Linked DNA regions of Homo sapiens: region 2 is linked to region 1. The links are chromatin loops, found by intact Hi-C in ENCODE. Cell type or tissue: HCT116. All regions are shown on one strand. Each heading gives the region's core, and the rest is flanking DNA. Links, peaks and the distances in the headings are about the cores only.

What was found. Hi-C counts contacts between places; a loop is a spot of excess contacts. Peaks named below come from ENCODE experiments on the same cell type or tissue, not always from the same donor. Only the 100,000 strongest peaks of a DNase experiment are listed, where the experiment ranks them.
Region 2: a loop joins it to region 1, with 2.5 times the contacts of the local background. A loop is called at or near these places in 1 of 110 quality-filtered maps.

What each region holds. Positions count from the first base shown.
Region 1 is chr17:10,082,471-10,090,368 of GRCh38, forward strand. The region is part of intron 1 of GAS7 (growth arrest specific 7); the gene reads right to left. Among named protein-coding and RNA genes, the nearest start is that of GAS7, 110 kb to the right of the region's middle. In HCT116, for the core only: no CTCF peak of the experiment used is centred there; a DNase peak (open chromatin) is centred at 3,801.
Region 2 is chr17:10,222,128-10,230,025 of GRCh38, forward strand. No RefSeq gene overlaps it. Among named protein-coding and RNA genes, the nearest start is that of GAS7, 27 kb to the left of the region's middle. In HCT116, for the core only: a CTCF peak has its summit at 4,928 (motif pointing left); a DNase peak (open chromatin) is centred at 4,894.

The sequences.
Region 1 (7,898 bases), core at 942-5,941:
TCCCTAGAATGGCTAAAAGAATTTTTGTTAATGCTGGCAAGGAGGTAGAACAACAGAAGCTCATACGCTGCTGTGATGAGGAAATTGAAGCAGTGACTTCGGAAAATAGTTTTGCCATTTCTTATAAAGTTAAATGCATGCTTACCATATGATCCAGCAATTTCACTCCTACGTACTTATGCCAGAAAAGTGAAAATGTGTCCGAAAAACCTATACACAAATGTTCACAGCAGATTTATTCATAATAGCTAAATCATGGAAGCAACCTAAATGTCCATCAATTGACAAAAGGATAAGCAAATTGCAGTAAATTCAACTAATGGAATTCTCATTAGCAATAAAAAGGGGTGAACCATTGGTACAACAATGAGGATGAATGTCAGACATTATCCTGTGCAAAAGAAGCCACATTCAAGAGTACATACTGCATGACACATTTCTGTGAAACTCTAGAACAAACAAAACTAACCTAGAGGATAGAAATCAGATTCAGAAGTGACCTGGAGAGATGAGTGGGTACAGAGGAGAGAAACTGACTGCAAAGGGGCAAAGGAGAGCTTTCTGGGAAGATGTCTTACACACTGACTAATTCAAGTAGTGGTTGCAAGGGTGTATACATTTGTCAACTCATTGGCCTGTACGCATGTAATAAATTTCATGAGAAATTATAGCTCAGTAAAGTTGATTTTAAAAATACGAATGGCAGATACATTTGTTAACATCTCTGTAATTTTCTGTAGACTTAAATATTTTATTAAAAATTAAACAGACTTTAGGCCAGGTGTGATGGCTCATGCCTGTAATCCCAGCACTTGGGAGGCTGAGATGGGTGGATCACTTGAGGTCAGGAGATCAAGACCAGCGTGGCCAACATGGTAAAACCCTGTCTCTACTAAAAATACAAAAATTAGTTGGGTGTGGTGGTGCACGCCTGTAATCCCAGTGACTCGGTGATGCAGGATTTTTCTCGGTCCCTTTGCCAGTCAGGGACTTCTGGCTGGCGATGCCAGAGGCCTTGCCCAGGGCATGCTATCTGCCGCAGGAGGTGCCCTGCCCAGTTGGCCTTCCCAGGCCAAGTCTGGCTTGTGCACTGATTCCCAAGTTCTTGTCCCACATCCAAGAAGAATGAGGATGCACTGAACATTGAAGTGTGAGGAGGACAGAGAAGAATTTTATTGAATGATGAAACAGCTTTAAATACAGAGGGGACACAGGGGTGGTCCCCCTACCTGAAGGCAGGAAAGTCCCCCATGTGGCTGGGTCCAGGGCCTTTTATGGACTCAGAATGGGGAGTGCATGCTGATTGGTTTGTGAGTATGCAAAAAAGGTTAAAGCAAAGACACCACGCAGAAGTGGGCCTGGCAGTACAGAAAACCAATTAGGAAAGGGTAGGTATACATAAAATAGGTGAAGGGTAGGGATCAATCAGAGGAAAGCACACCAAACAGGAAGACAAGTTCTCAGTCTGGTCCAAGGATTTAAATGGTAGCTTGGCTTTCAGGATTTAAGCTGTCTTCGGCCTGGAGGTGAGGTTTCACAGGGACCTGCCCCTGCCTACCTAGGCATTGGCTGCCTCCTGCTGCTCTCACAGGGAGGCTGCGGCATGAGGATTGCTTAAACCTGGGTGGTGGAATTTGCAGTGAGGCAAGATCATGCCACTGCACTCCAGCCTGGGCAATAGAGCGAGACTCCATCTCAAAAAAATAAAAATAAATATAAACAGACTTTAAAAATATGGGTTATCAATGGCCTATATTGGTGGGGGCAGGAATTTTTAGGGGGAGAATAAAAAACTAAGGTGGTTTACAATGTTAATTCATTTCTTCCCAGTGGTAGAGTTGTCTATTTAATAATCATAGTGGTCCTATTAGAAGTCAAAGGGTCCGTTGAGATCAGCTGGTCCTGGCGTCTCTTTTTCAGAAAAGAGGCCCCAAGTGAGATTTGTCCAAGATCACTACAGCAGATACCTGTTATTTCAGCTGCCCAGTATCCCTTCCCTTTATCTTTTTTTTTGAGACAAAGTCTCGCTCTTGTCCCCCAGGCTGGAGTGCGATGGTGCAATCTCAGCTCACTGCAACCTCTGCTTCCCAGGTTCAAGTGATTCTCCTGCCTCAGCCTCCCAAGTAGCTGAGATTACAGGCACCTGCCACCACACCTGGCTAATATTTGTATTTTTAGTAGAGATGGGGTTTCACCATGTTGGCCAGGCTGGTCTTGAACTCCTGACCTCAGGTGATCCACGTGCCTCGGCCTCCCAAAATGCTGGGATTACAGGCGTGAGCCCCCGTGCCCGGCCCCTTTCCCTATATCTTAATAGCAGCCCGCTCTTTTTTAAGGGGATTCTCTCTCCCCTGCTGGGCACTTTCTCTGTAGGGCTATTAATCCAGGTGCCAGCTCTCCACAACAAACGCCAAGCGGTCCCCGGTGGCTCCTTCACAGGGTACAGGTGTGTGACCGATGGCCCCCTCAGGACACTTCGTGCTGATACTTTAAATTATGGGTAAGAGGAGCAAGAAAGGGATGCATGGAAGTCATCCATCCTGACCCACAGGCCTGACCATGCTGTTTTTGCTATAAGACTGTTCTTATTATTCCTACTTCCTGGCCTCACACTGCTGAGCACCTTGGTTTCTATCTGTTTTCAGGAGGTTTCCCCGGTCTCTGCCCAGTCTATAACCTTCCAGTGTCTTTGCAATAAATTCCACTTGGCTTACATCAGCCAGAATCAGTTTCTAATATTTATAATCAAAGAACCCTGAGTGACACATCACCCAACCAGCCCAAGGGAGACCAAGCCCACAGCCCAGAGTTCTGGAGTGTGGACACCTGTCCTTGGGAGTGTCAGCCACGAAGCCAACTTCTCAGGATCTCGATTTCCCCACCTCCATCCCCTAGGCCTGCTGGGAGACAGAATGAAAGAGGAACCATACCAGCCGGGCGCAGTGGCTCACGCCTGTAATCCCAGCACTTTGGGAGGCCGAGGCGGGCGGATCACGAGGTCAGGAGACTGAGACCATCCTGGCTAACACGGTGAAACCCCGTCTCTACTAAAAATACCAAAAAAAATAAAAATTAGCCAGGCATGGTGGCGGGCGCTTGTAGTCCCAGCTACTCAGGAGGCTGAGGCAGAAGGATGGCATGAACCCGGGAGGCAGAGCTTACAGTGAGCCAAGATCGTGCCACTGCACTCCAGCCTGGGCGACAGAGCGAGATTCCGTCTCAAAAAAAAAAAAAAAAAAGAAAGAAAGAAAGAAAGAAAGAGGAACCATCCCTTACTGAGTGATGTGACAAGCACTTTGACACATTTTAATTTAGTCCTTCCAACAGCCTAGTAACATAGGGATTATCCCAATTTACCTATGAAGACACTGACGCTGAGCAAGAAAAATGTTTTCCCAAGGTGGCAGAGCTCCTGAGTGACAGAGCCAGAATTGGAGCCAAATCTGTCTAACTTGAAAAAGCCTAGCTCTTGTCACTTCATCCTCCTGCCTCGCCTCAAGAAACAATCAGTCACTGAGACTTCAATGAGGTGTCAGAGGCATGACTGGATGTTGGCTGCACCTACAACATATTGAGGGGGGTCAACTGTGTACACTGAGCCAGGGCACCCACCCAGGCAGGCGCGACCATGAATGGGGGCGCAGAGGGTGGGGGTGAGGAGCAGCCTTGGTGCCTGAGGAATGGTGTAGGAAACATCCTTACCCTGGAGGAGTGGAAGTGAATTCTTTCTGCATTGAGATGAATACATGTTCGTGTTCCCATGGCAACAAAGCATGCTCACTGTTGTCCATACCTGGAACTGTGTGACTCATTTTTGGCAGTGCAGGAGTCCCGTCCACAGTCATTAGCTAATCAGCCTGGAATGTGTGCATGACAGCACTGATCATATCTGGGGAGATAAGCGGGGTCTATGAGTGTCCCCCTGCAACTCTGAAGGCCAGGATTATGTCTCCTTCATTTTCACCCGGCATTCCCGATCCTTGGCATGGTCTCTGTTACCGAACCATTGTTAAGGAATCTGGGTTTGTTCTGGGCTTCCTCAATCGGCAGAAAGAATGGTGACAGAGTTTGAGTGAAAGCCAAAGGTAGGGTAGGGAATGAAACATGGCATGAAAAGGGAAGAAATTGGGGTTGTACAAGCTGTTAAAATCACTAGGAACTGCTGGGAGGTGCAGAATTCTGATTTCAGACCAAAGCTTATTCATTAATACACCTTGAAGGGTGGCATGTGGAAGAAATAATTCTGGCAGATCCTGCCATGGGTCAGGTATAATCTCAGAGTGATTTGGTTCAGTCCTAGGCATTTCCAGGGAGGAGGAAGAGGAATCTTGGAAGAGACATTACTTAGCCACCAGCTCACGGGAACGCATCACAGATAATGATACTGGAGGGAGCTGAGGTCAGGGCAGAAGAGCCGTGTCATACAAGCCAAAGCAACCCCAGTGTCCCTACAAAAAGAGGGGGTCCAGAGGCTGCAAGGAGCCTATCAGATCAACCTAGAAAATCTTGAGTGGCTCCCCAGTTATGAAATAATGTCACAAACTTGACAAAGGACCTCTACTGGGCATCAGCAGAGACTGATCAGGGTCTGTGAAAACATGTGGTTCCCACTTAATTCCTTGGAAGGTGGTAAAGCTCTGGTGTGCATGGAGAAGACCCCAAAGGGACAATCCACCAGACCAGGAGACTGAGATCTCAGGGTGAGTTCAGCCTGAGCTCGCCGGGAGAGCTCTACACGCAAACTCACAAGAGCACATGGGTTCAGCTACCCCCACTTCTGCTAAGCAGGTAGCCCTCCCCACAATGACCAGATCACTGATAGAGAAGAACTGGCCCAGCATGTTTTCTGAGGCACACTCATGATCAACACCAACTCAGTAGCTCTTATCATCAAAGGCCTTCCTTAGGTGGGAGTATGGCATGTGTGTCCCAGGTGGACGATGAGCTTGTAAGCTCTTGGGACACAAAGGGCCAAGTTTCCTTGTCCACAGCAGCCAGCAGCCATGGTTGCATGCTGCAGACAGTCAATAAAGGTTCACTGAGTTCACTGATGAATGAAGAAAGGAAGGAAGGAGGCAGGGGAGGCTTTCTGGACAGTTTCCTCAAATGGTTTGCAAGCCTTCCTTACCACAGGGGACTGAAGCAGTAAGCGTCAGGGTTCCCCGAACACAGCCAGGACTGTTACCACTGAACTCTGAAAAGAAGGCTGCAATGGGGTCCTGGGGGAGATTGAACATTTCTGAACTCTTTATCATAGAGAAAAGGAAGCAGTGCTGAATTCCAAGGCCCTTCTCACTTCTAAAAATCCACAGGTCTCTCAGAATCCTCTAAGAAAGTAAGCGAAAATAAGGAAACTGTCTACAAAGTGGCATATTTGGAAGGAGGGGAGGGAGACCCCAAGAGCAGAGGAGTCAGCAGGGGAGCCTTTGGTGCCCCCATCCTCGCTCCAGCCAGGGAAGACCCACTTCACCTCAAATGTGCACTAGGGTGCTACACAATTTCAGTAAATAAAAGGGAAGAAGGGCTTGGGCTGCTTTAAAAAATATATGGATGCAGCCTGGCCAACATGGTGAAACCCTGTCTCTACTAAAAACACAAAAATTAGCCAGGCATGGTGGTGCATGCCTGTGATCCCAGCTACTCGGGAGGCTGAGGAAGGAGAGTCAGTTGAACCCAGGAGGCGGAGGTTGCAGTGAGCTGAGATTGCGCCACTGCACTCCAGCCGGGGCAACAGAGCGAGACTCTATCTCAATAATAATAATAATAATAATAATAATAATAATAATAAATATGTATATATGCATAAGGAGTGAGCTAGCACAACCCTGGCTCTGTTAGGGGTACCACTGGGACAGGCCATGGGTGACCTTAGGAGGGATAGAGGGGCAGGTACAAAACCCCAGGCAGCTGGCTGCCAACAACCATCATTTTTGGCTCTAACACTCCAATACTCTGAGCCTCCAGGCTGAGGCAATGAGGGGTTCAGGAAAAGGGGACTCGAGCATCCCAACATAAAGTTCCTTGGCCACTCTGACTCTTGTTAAATCTGTGCAGCCCGGGCAGGAGGGGCAGTTCCACGCAGCACTAATTGCCAAGCATCTTTTTACGAGGCTCAGCCATGACATCTAAATGGATTCAAGGTAAATCCTCACACAGCCTGGTGTCTTTAACAGGGAAATAAATCATCCCAATTATACAGGGCGAGCTGCCATGCTGTCTCTATTTCTGGAGCGGTTGCTTCCCATGCTGGAAGGGAGGGAAAATGCAATGTAGACAAAAAACCCAGGGAAGGGATGTCAAGTTCAAAGGGCCCATTTCAGAGCAGGGAAAAGCTAGGAGGAGAGGGGGGTTCAAGCTGAACCATAGCTTCTCTGAGACAAGCAGGATTTGAAAAGAGAATTAGGAGGCCGGGCATGGTGGCTCATGCCTGCAACCCCAGCACTTTGAGAGGCTGAGGCAGGCAGATCACCTGAGGTCAGGAGTTCGAGACCAGCCTGACCAATATGGCAAAACCCCATCTCTACTAAAAATACAAAAAAAATGAGCCAGGCATGGTGGCAGGTGCCTGTAATCCCAGCTACTCAGGAGACTGAGGCAGGAGAATCGCTTGAACCCAGGAGGCAGAGGTTGCAGTGAGCAGAGATCGTGTCATTGCACTCCAGCCTGGGCCACAGAGCAGACTCTGTCTCAAAAAAGAAAAAAAAGAAAGAAAAGAAAAGAAAAAAGAATTAGTGAAAGTTCCCATGCACTGTCTTCCCCCATCCAGTCACCCAGAGTGAAAAACTAAATGAAGACAAAATAACAGTAGAAAAAAAGATAAGGTCAGGGTGAACTGGAGACCTCTTCAATCCAATCCTCCAGCACAAAATGCAAGCCCGCAAATCTGGCATGGAGCTTTGCAGCCAGCACCAAAGGAGAAGTGTGCTTGGCTACATGGTCTGCAGTGTCCTCAAGATAAAATAAACCACCTGCTCCGGGCAAGCACAACCATTCCTGTGCTAACACCAAAAGAAATTCCTCCTACGGGTTCAGAGAAAGAGAACACAGTAAAAAAAAAAAAAAAGTATTTAAAGACCATGAGTTTCATAGTGCTGTTTATTTTAACCCCTAGTTTGAACTAAGTCCTTCAGAAGCATTCCATGGGTATCACATTCTGGCTACAGTTCCTACAACCTAGTTGTCAGTAAAGGCCCTGCTCACAGAAGGAGTAAAAATAAGAGAACCATCACACTTGGGGAGAAAGGTAAGGAGGAGAGGCAGTGCTTAGTGTAAAGAAGTCATTCCTTGTCTGTTATAACAGGAACCTGGTAGTTTCAAAGTTAATAAATCGAGAAACAACATACAATTGTTGTATTTAAAATTCTGGAGGCAACCACCAGGAGAACTAAAAGCAAACCCTTAGAAGTGTGACTGGAGGCCGGGTGCAGTGGCTCACACCTCTAATCCCAGCACTTTGGGAGGCCAAGGCAGGTAGGTCACTTGAGGCCGGGAGTTCGAGACCAGCCCGGCCAACATGGTGAAACCCTGCCTCTACTAAAAATACGAAAAATTAGCCAGGCATGGTGGCGAGTGCCTGTAATCCCAGCTACTCGGGAGGCTGAGACAGGAGAATGGCTTGAACCCGGGAGGCAGAGGTTGCAGTGAGCCGAGATCGTGCCACTGCACTACAGCCTCGGCAATAGAGAGAGACTCCGTCTCCAAAAAAAAAAAAAGCAGCATGGCTGGAAAGGGGAGGAGTGAGGTGTGAGTGTGCTGTTTTGCATTCTAAGTCCTTCAGTACAATTTGATTTTGGTTTTAACGATGGACATTTTATTCCTTTCGCTTAAAATAAAAACTAAGGCTTTTCAGTTTACAGCATGGAAAATGAGGAAAGAACACACACCAGGATGCAATGTAA
Region 2 (7,898 bases), core at 2,005-7,004, 140 kb after region 1:
AGAATTTAAGATTCTGCTCATTTCTGCATTTAAAAATCTGGCTCTGTGAAATTTTGCAGGAGAAATGGGTTCTATTTTTAAAGGGGCTGATTCTTTCTTTCTTCTGATCATTTTCAAGTGAAATTTGAATGAAATAGAGCAGTTTTGAAAGCTCAGCTGCATGATAGATTCTTCCTGAGCTGGGTGGAGCTGGGTTAATGTTTCGCAGAAAGTTGATCACTTCTATTGGTGGTCTGATGGTTCACTCAATAATTGTAGAGGACATAGAGATGTGTATTTAAAATGAGTTATATTGAGCCGGGCAAGGTGGCTCACGCCTGTAATCCCAGCACTTTGGGAGGCCAAGGCAGGTGGATCACCTGAGGCCCAGAGTTTGAGACCAGCCTGACCACCATGGAGAAACCCCATCTCTACTGAAAATACAAAATTGGCTGGGTGTGGTGGTGCATGCCTGTAATCCCAGCTACTCGGGAGGCTGAGGCAGGAGAATCGCTTGAACCCGGGAGGTGGAAGTTGCGGTGAGCCGAGATCGTGTCATTGCACTCCAGCCTGGAGAACAAGAGAGAAACTCCCATCTCAAAAAAATAAAATAAAATAATAAATAAATGAGTTAAATTGAATATTTATTTTATGTATAGTGAACTTGTATGATTCACGAATATTATTGCTAGGACAAAGCGAAAATAGATAGCTATGTTAGCTCAGACTTGATTGAAAGAAACATGTCAGTAAACAAAAATGCTATTGGTACACAGATACGGCAGAAATCATGAAGATGGCTTTGTTTGTTTCCTGTGGTTCTGTAATAACTCACTACAAACTTGGTGACTTAAAATAACACATATTTATTTTCTTACAGTTCTGGAGGCCAGAACTTTAAAATCAGTTTCACTGGGCTGGAATTAAGGTGCTAACAGGTCTGTGTTCCTTCTGAAGGCTCTAGGGGAGGACCCTTTCCCTTGCCTCTTCCAGCTTCTCTGGAGGCTGCCCACATTCTGTGGCTTGTGGCCCCATCACTTGAATCTTTCCCTCCATGGTCACATCAACTCCTCTCCTTCTGTGTGTATACAAATATATCTCTGCTTCCCTGTTTTTTTGTGCTTCTTTTGTGTGTGTGTGTGTGTGTGTGTGTGTTTTGTTTGTTTTTATTTTTTTTGAGACAGAGTCTTACTCTGTCACCCAGGCTGGAGTGCAGTGGCACAATCTTGGCTCACTGCAGCCTTCCCCTCCTGGCTTCAAGCAATTCTTGTGCCTCAGCCACCTGACTAGCTGAGATTACTACATGTATTTTTAGTAGAGACGGGGTTTCGCCATGTTGGCTAGGCTGGTCTCAAACTCTTGACCTCAAGTGATCTGCCTGCCTCGGCCTCCCAAAGTGCTGGGATTACAGGTGTGAGCTACCAAAACCAGCCTGCTTCCCTTTTATAAGGATACCTGTGATGGCACTTAGGACCACCTGAATAATCCGGGATAATCCCCCATCTCAAGATCCTTAATGCAATCACATCTCCGAAGTCTTTTTTTTTTTTTCTTGTTTATTCTTTTGCCAAACAAGGTAACACATTCTCAGGCTCCAGGGATTGGGACATGGGCAGCTTTTAGGAGGGCACTATTCAGCCTACCACAGTGGCAGAGGAAGTTTGGAAAGCACAGAGCAGGTGAAGAAATAAGACTTGTGTTGCCAGAATCCATATCCCAAAGGTCTCCAGCGATCATCAAAGAAAAGAGTCTGCTCTCTGCTTCTGCCTCCAGCTCACTGAAGATGTGGGAGGAGTGGGGTGTGCAGAGAAAAGGACCATGCAGTCCGGGTGCAGTGGCTCACGCCTGTAATCCCAGCACTTTGGGAGGCTGAGGCAGGCAGATCACGAGGTCAAGAGATCGAGACCATCCTGACCAACATGGTGAAACCCCGTCTCTATTAAAAATACAAAAATTAGCTGGGCGTGGTGGCACGCGTCTGTAGTCCCAGCTACTTGGGAGGCTGAGGCAAGAGGAATGGCTTGAACCCTGGAGGTGGAGGTTGCAGTGAGCCGTGATCGCACCACTGCACTGCAGCCTGGGTGACAAAGCAAGAGTCCATCTCAAAAAAAAAAAAAGAAAGAAAGAAAAAGAAAAAGAAAAAAAAGGACCATGCACTCCAGGCAGGTTCCTGTTGTCCTTGAAGAGTAAACACAAAAACACTTGTCCTTGAAGAGTAAACACAAAAAAAATGGATGCATTCACCATAACCTTGGATTCTTGGACATAATTTGAATCACTGGTGCATACATTGGTGATACACACACCTTAGAAAACACGAATTTTAAATTGCCCCGGGTTCAAAGGAACATTGTTTTACTCCATGCGGATCACTAGCTTAAGGCCCCATTTCAGATTCACACTGTATTTATTGAAATTGCTTTTGAAATGTGAATCACCAAATGTTAATAAACAAAGTAATTATTCTTGATTTTCTTTAAGCATTCCATTTATTAAAGGGAACTGATGCTATTCATGATTTCATGAAGAAACATGAGATCTGTAAGTAGGTTAATGTGCTTTTCTCATGAAATTAACGAAGGCATTTTCTTATTGCATAATAAGTAAATTAGAAACGGGATTATCGCATTTCAGGGAAAGGTGCTGTAATAACTTCTTGCTGGATCTGATTAGTGCATTCACAGTGAGTAGCTTTCTCTTGGAAGACTTTCTGGAGGGAGGGCTTATCAACTGAACTCATGTAATTCAGCAAGTTGCGTTAAAGTGTGCAAATGAAGTGAGTGGGAGAGAGGAACTAAATCTCATATCAGCATCAGCTTTGATGACACCCAGGCTTGCTCCCCACCCCCACGTGCACCGCCCACCCTCTGCACATCTGCACAGGCCTGTTGTTGCTCTGACTTCATGGCACCAGTGAGTGATGTCTCTTTTGGCCAAGCAGACAAGAGGAGACCAAAGGAACCAGAGAGCTCCGGGAGACAGGGATGCCAGTCTGCAGCTGGTGAGGAGAGGAAGCTGGGGGGCAGCTCACTCTTTCTCAGAACAATGTCCGGAGAACCTTTGCAGGGAAGCTGGTTCAAGGTGCCCCAAAGTTGTGGCCTGACAACCTTTCTTTAACATGCTCCTCCTGGGCCTGGCTCTGATCGACAACAAAGGAGCGCATCATTTTTGCTCCCGGCTTCTGCTTCTCCTGATCTTTGATTCAAATCCCAGCATAGGGTCTTTTTGCTAAATGGGGTCTTTTTAAATAAAAGATGCATTGTTAGAGAAGCTAGGAGGGTTTCATTTCTGTAATGGGGTCTTTAGTCAAACACAGAGCAGACCTTCTCAAGGAGAGGGGACAAAGCTATCAGTGGTCAGGCCCCACAGGCTGGGGAGAGACAGAGAGAGACAAAAATTCTAATCCAAGTGGGTGACAGCCAGGAGGGGAGGGAAACCTTGCTGGTTTTATTCATGAGAGTTTTCACTAGTGACCAATAGTTAGAAGCAATAAAGAAGGGTGTCAGGTCTGAAGGGACATCAAATTCAGTGACTTTAAAGTTCCCTTCTAGTACCACGGGTGTGACCCTGTGCTTTTATGGTTCACTTAGGCATTCTTTCCTGGGCTGAGCTGTGGAGTAGACAGAACGCAGTTTCCTGCATAACACAGCCCTGGGTTCCAACGAAATCCCACCACTCACAGCTATGTGGCCTTGGGTTTGTCATTTCTCCAAGTCTGTTGTCCTTGTCTACAAAAACAGAGATACCACCTCCCTCCTGAGAGCATTAGTAACTATGAGACAGAGGATACTGGGCCATGTCTTAGCCTGTTCAAGTCTCTGTCACAAAATGCCACAGACTGAGTAATTTATAAACAAAAGATGTTTCTGTCTCACATTTTGGAGGCTGGAAGCCCAGGATCAAGGTGCCAGTAGACTCAGTGTCTGGTGAGGGCCCATCCCTCATAGAAGGCACCTTCTGTGTTTCCTCATATGGTGAGGAAGGCGAACAAGCTCCTTCAAGTCTCTTTTATAAAGGCACCAACCTCATTCACCTCCTAATCACCTAATCACCTCCTAAAGGCCCCACCTCTTAATACCAACACATTGAGGGTTAGGTTTCAACACATGAATTTTGGAGAGGCACAAACATTCAGATCATAGTAGTCCCGGTCGCCAAGTCCCACTATTCTTTTTTTGGTGTTGTTTTTGTTTTTGGGAAGGAGTCTTGCTCTGTTGCCTGGGAAGGAGTCTTGCTCTGTTGCCTAGGCTGGAGTGCAGTGGCATGATCTCAGCCCATTGCAACCTCTGCCTCCTAGATTCCAGCAATTCTCCTGCCTCAGCCTCTCGAGTAGCTGGGACTACAGGCATGCACCACCACGCCTGGCTAATTTTTATATTTGCAGTAAAGATGGAGTTTCGACATGTTGGCCAGGCTGGTCTTGAACTCCTGACCCCAGATGATCTGCCCACTTCTGCCTCCCAAAGTGGTAGGATTACTGGTGTGAGCCAGTGCGCCCACCTCCAAGTCCCCCTATTCTTGATAAGCTGCCTGTCCTCCAATGTTGGTTAAGGAAACAGATATTCAGTCCTCCCCAGTGTGTGTGCTGAAGCTTCTGGTCATAACCCCAGCTTGGGCCTTCCTGCTCCCTTCCTCTCCTCCTGGCCTGTTCCTGCTTGGCTATTGCAGGTGGACGCTGCTCAAGTGCATCTGGATACCAAGGGTCTGAGAGGCAGGAATACAACTAGAGGAGCCAGAACAATTCCAACACAGGGAGCTCCCAAGAGAAATCCCAAGGGAAGTCCAAAGAGAAGTTGCCATGTGGGCCTGAGAGTCTTGGGCCACTTTGCTTGTGCACCTCCCCTCGCCCTGCAGAGCGACTGAGTTCCTGGCTGTTGGCTCCTAGGGGATGCAGAGTTGCCCAGGTGTGATCAGAGGGGAGGAAGCCTTGAGCTCCCCCTAGTGGCCGTGGCCGGGCATGTAAACCAGAGGCCCAGGTTGGGGGCTGCGGGCCCCACCTCCCACCCCCACTCCACGCAAGACTCTTAGGGCCTCATCATCAGACTTTGGAGTCCACTTTCCAAATGTGGCACCACTCCTTTCCACAAAACCAGGGGCCACAAATGAGAGATTTGGTGCCTCTAATTTATTTGGCCAGCTCCATGTTAAAGAAAAACTTTACTTGCCAATACATAAGCGTTGGATTTGACATAAAAATCCAGACATGTGATTTCTCTTGCAAAATCAGAAGCCCTGGCAGATGAAGCCTCGCTGGCTTGCTCACTGCTCACCTCCTGTTGCGTGGCCAGCCCAGTTCCTAACAAGCCATGGACTGGTACTGGTCCGGGGCCGAGGGTTGGGGACCCCTGCAGTAGAGGGCAGGGGCAGAGGTGGGGAGGCCATTAAGAGGCTGTTGTTCTGATGCAAGTGAGAGATTAGGGTGCGCTGGACCAGGGTGGTGTTTAGTAATCATGATTAGAAATGGTTGGTACCGGCCGGGCACAGTGTCTCACGCCTGTAATCCCAGTACTTTGGGAGGCCAAGGTGGGCTGATCACCTGAGGTCAGGAGTTTGAGACCAGCCTGACCAACATGGAGAAACCCCCATCTCTACTAAAAACACAAAATTAGCCGGGCGTGGTGGCGCATGCCTATAATCCCAGCTACTCAGGAGGCTGAGGCAGGAGAATCGCTTGAACCCGGGAGGCGGAGGTTGTGGTGAGCCGAGATCACGCCATCACACTCCAGCCTAGGCCATAAGAGCGAAACTGTCTGGAAAAAAAAAAGAAAGAAAGAAAAAACAAAGAAAGAAAGAAAAAAAAAAGAAGTGGTTGGTACCACAGAATTGAACCCCCTCTCGTATATAAAAAGCATCTTCTGTCTCCCATTTTTCCTCATTTCTGCTCTAACTGAGGCTGAGAGTCCCTGGTTGTAGCCTTGTAGCCCCGTCAGGCTGTAGCCTGAGCCATTTTTTCTGGAACTGATGGGTCTCCTTCAACTTTACCTTGCTCCACCCAATTCTTCATGGTTAGCGTGTGGTTCTGCAATCCCACGGTGTCACTCACCAGGACCCAGAAGAATACCAGTCTGTACCCAAAACATTTAGAAGACACAAGCAAATGCTAGAAGAACTCATCATCTTGTTACAATGACTTCTGTCATTCAATCCTGCTACTGAGCCAGGCGCTTGAAGGTCTCTAGGATTTTCTTTTCTTTCTTTTTTTTTTTTTTTTTTTTTTGAGATGGAGTCTTACTCTGTCACCCAGGCTGGAGTGCAGTGGCACAATCTCGGCTCATTGCCACCTCCGCCTCCCAGGCTCAAGCAGTTCTCCTGCCTCAGCCTCCCAAGTAGCTGGGGCTACAGGCGCCCGCCGCCACGCCCGGCTAATTTTTTTGTATTTTAGTAGAGACGCGGTTTCACCCTGTGGCGCAGGCTGGTCGCAAACTCCTGAGCTCAAGCAATCCGCCTGCCTCAGCCTCCCAAAGTGCTGGGATTACAGGTGTGAGCCACCGTGCCCGGCCGAAGGTCTCTAGGATTTTCTACATGCTATTATCTTTTCTTGGAATACATCTTCCCTCCACCCAGGTAACTCTAGTCTTAGCTTAGACATGGCTCTCTCCATAGATCCTTTCTTGACCCAGAAGTTTTTGCTGAGGGTTGCCACCACCAGTCAGAATGCAGTTCCAAATTCATCTTATACAGGTCTGGGACTAGGGTGCAAGCTTTCAGGAGCCAGTTACTCTCAGGGTCATGCAAGTGTAGGGGCCACTTGAGAGTGTCTCCTTACATTCTACACCCTAGGAGCCTCCTGCACTCCACCCTAGTCCTGGCCCTGGCTATGATCCAAGACATGCAGGAACATCAAGCTCAGGGGCTTTGTGCCCCCAGATGCTTTGCCAGTATGGCGCTGAGTTAGATTGTACCTTGCGAGGCACTGGCATGGCATTTGGAAGAGAGAAGAGCAGAAGAAGCCATCATTATCCAGCAGCACTGAATTCGCTTGGCAGCAACATTCATCATTCCCGAGTCACCTTCCTGAGCTCACCCATTTCACTGGTGCCACTAGCTGCTGAGAATGTCATGAGACCCTTCCTCGGGATGCCCATGCTCTGTCATTTCTTGAAGCAGCCCTCCTGACTGCCACTTTCCAAGCCTCTATTTCCCTCTAATAAACGTTTTGGTCTCCTAAATACCTGGAGTGGCATTTACTTTCCAGGCTGAGCCTTGACAGACACACTTCCCCAGTCCCCCATGAGAAAGAGTAGGCTTCCCATGAGTCACGATTTCAGCATCTTCACCAGCACAGGACATCTGCCTGTCAGCCAGCCCTGTGCACTCTGGCTGCTGATGCCCAGGCCTTCCTGGCCTTCCTTCAGTGCCCCTGCCTGGCACATAACTCATAACTCTTAATCTCCATCCTTAAGTGGGTTCCTCAGGAAAGCTGTCTCTGGCTCTGCCCAGCCCTCTCTGTGACCAGCTCCATGCCCTCCTAAGCACTTAACTTAGAGCTTCATTATTATTATTATTACTTTTTGAGATGGAGTCTCCATCTCTTTTGAGATGAAGTCTCGCTCTGTCACCAGGCTGGAGTGCAGTGGCATGATCTCGGCTCACTGCAACCTCCACCTCCCAGGTTCAAGTGATTCTCCTGCCTCAGCCGCCCGAGTAGCTGGGGGATTACAGGCGCCTGCCACCACACCCGGCTAATTTTTGTACTTTTAGTAGAGATGGGGTTTTGCCATGTTGGCCAGGCTGGTCTTGAACTACTGACCTCAGTTGATCCTCTTGCCTTGGCCTCCCAAAGTGCTGGTATTACAGGTGTGAGCCACTGTGCCCGGCCAGAACCCCATGGTTTTCTTCCTTCCTATAGTTTATTCCTGATATGGTTTGGTTGTGTCTCCACCCAAATGTCACCTTGAATTGGAGTAATCCCCACGTGT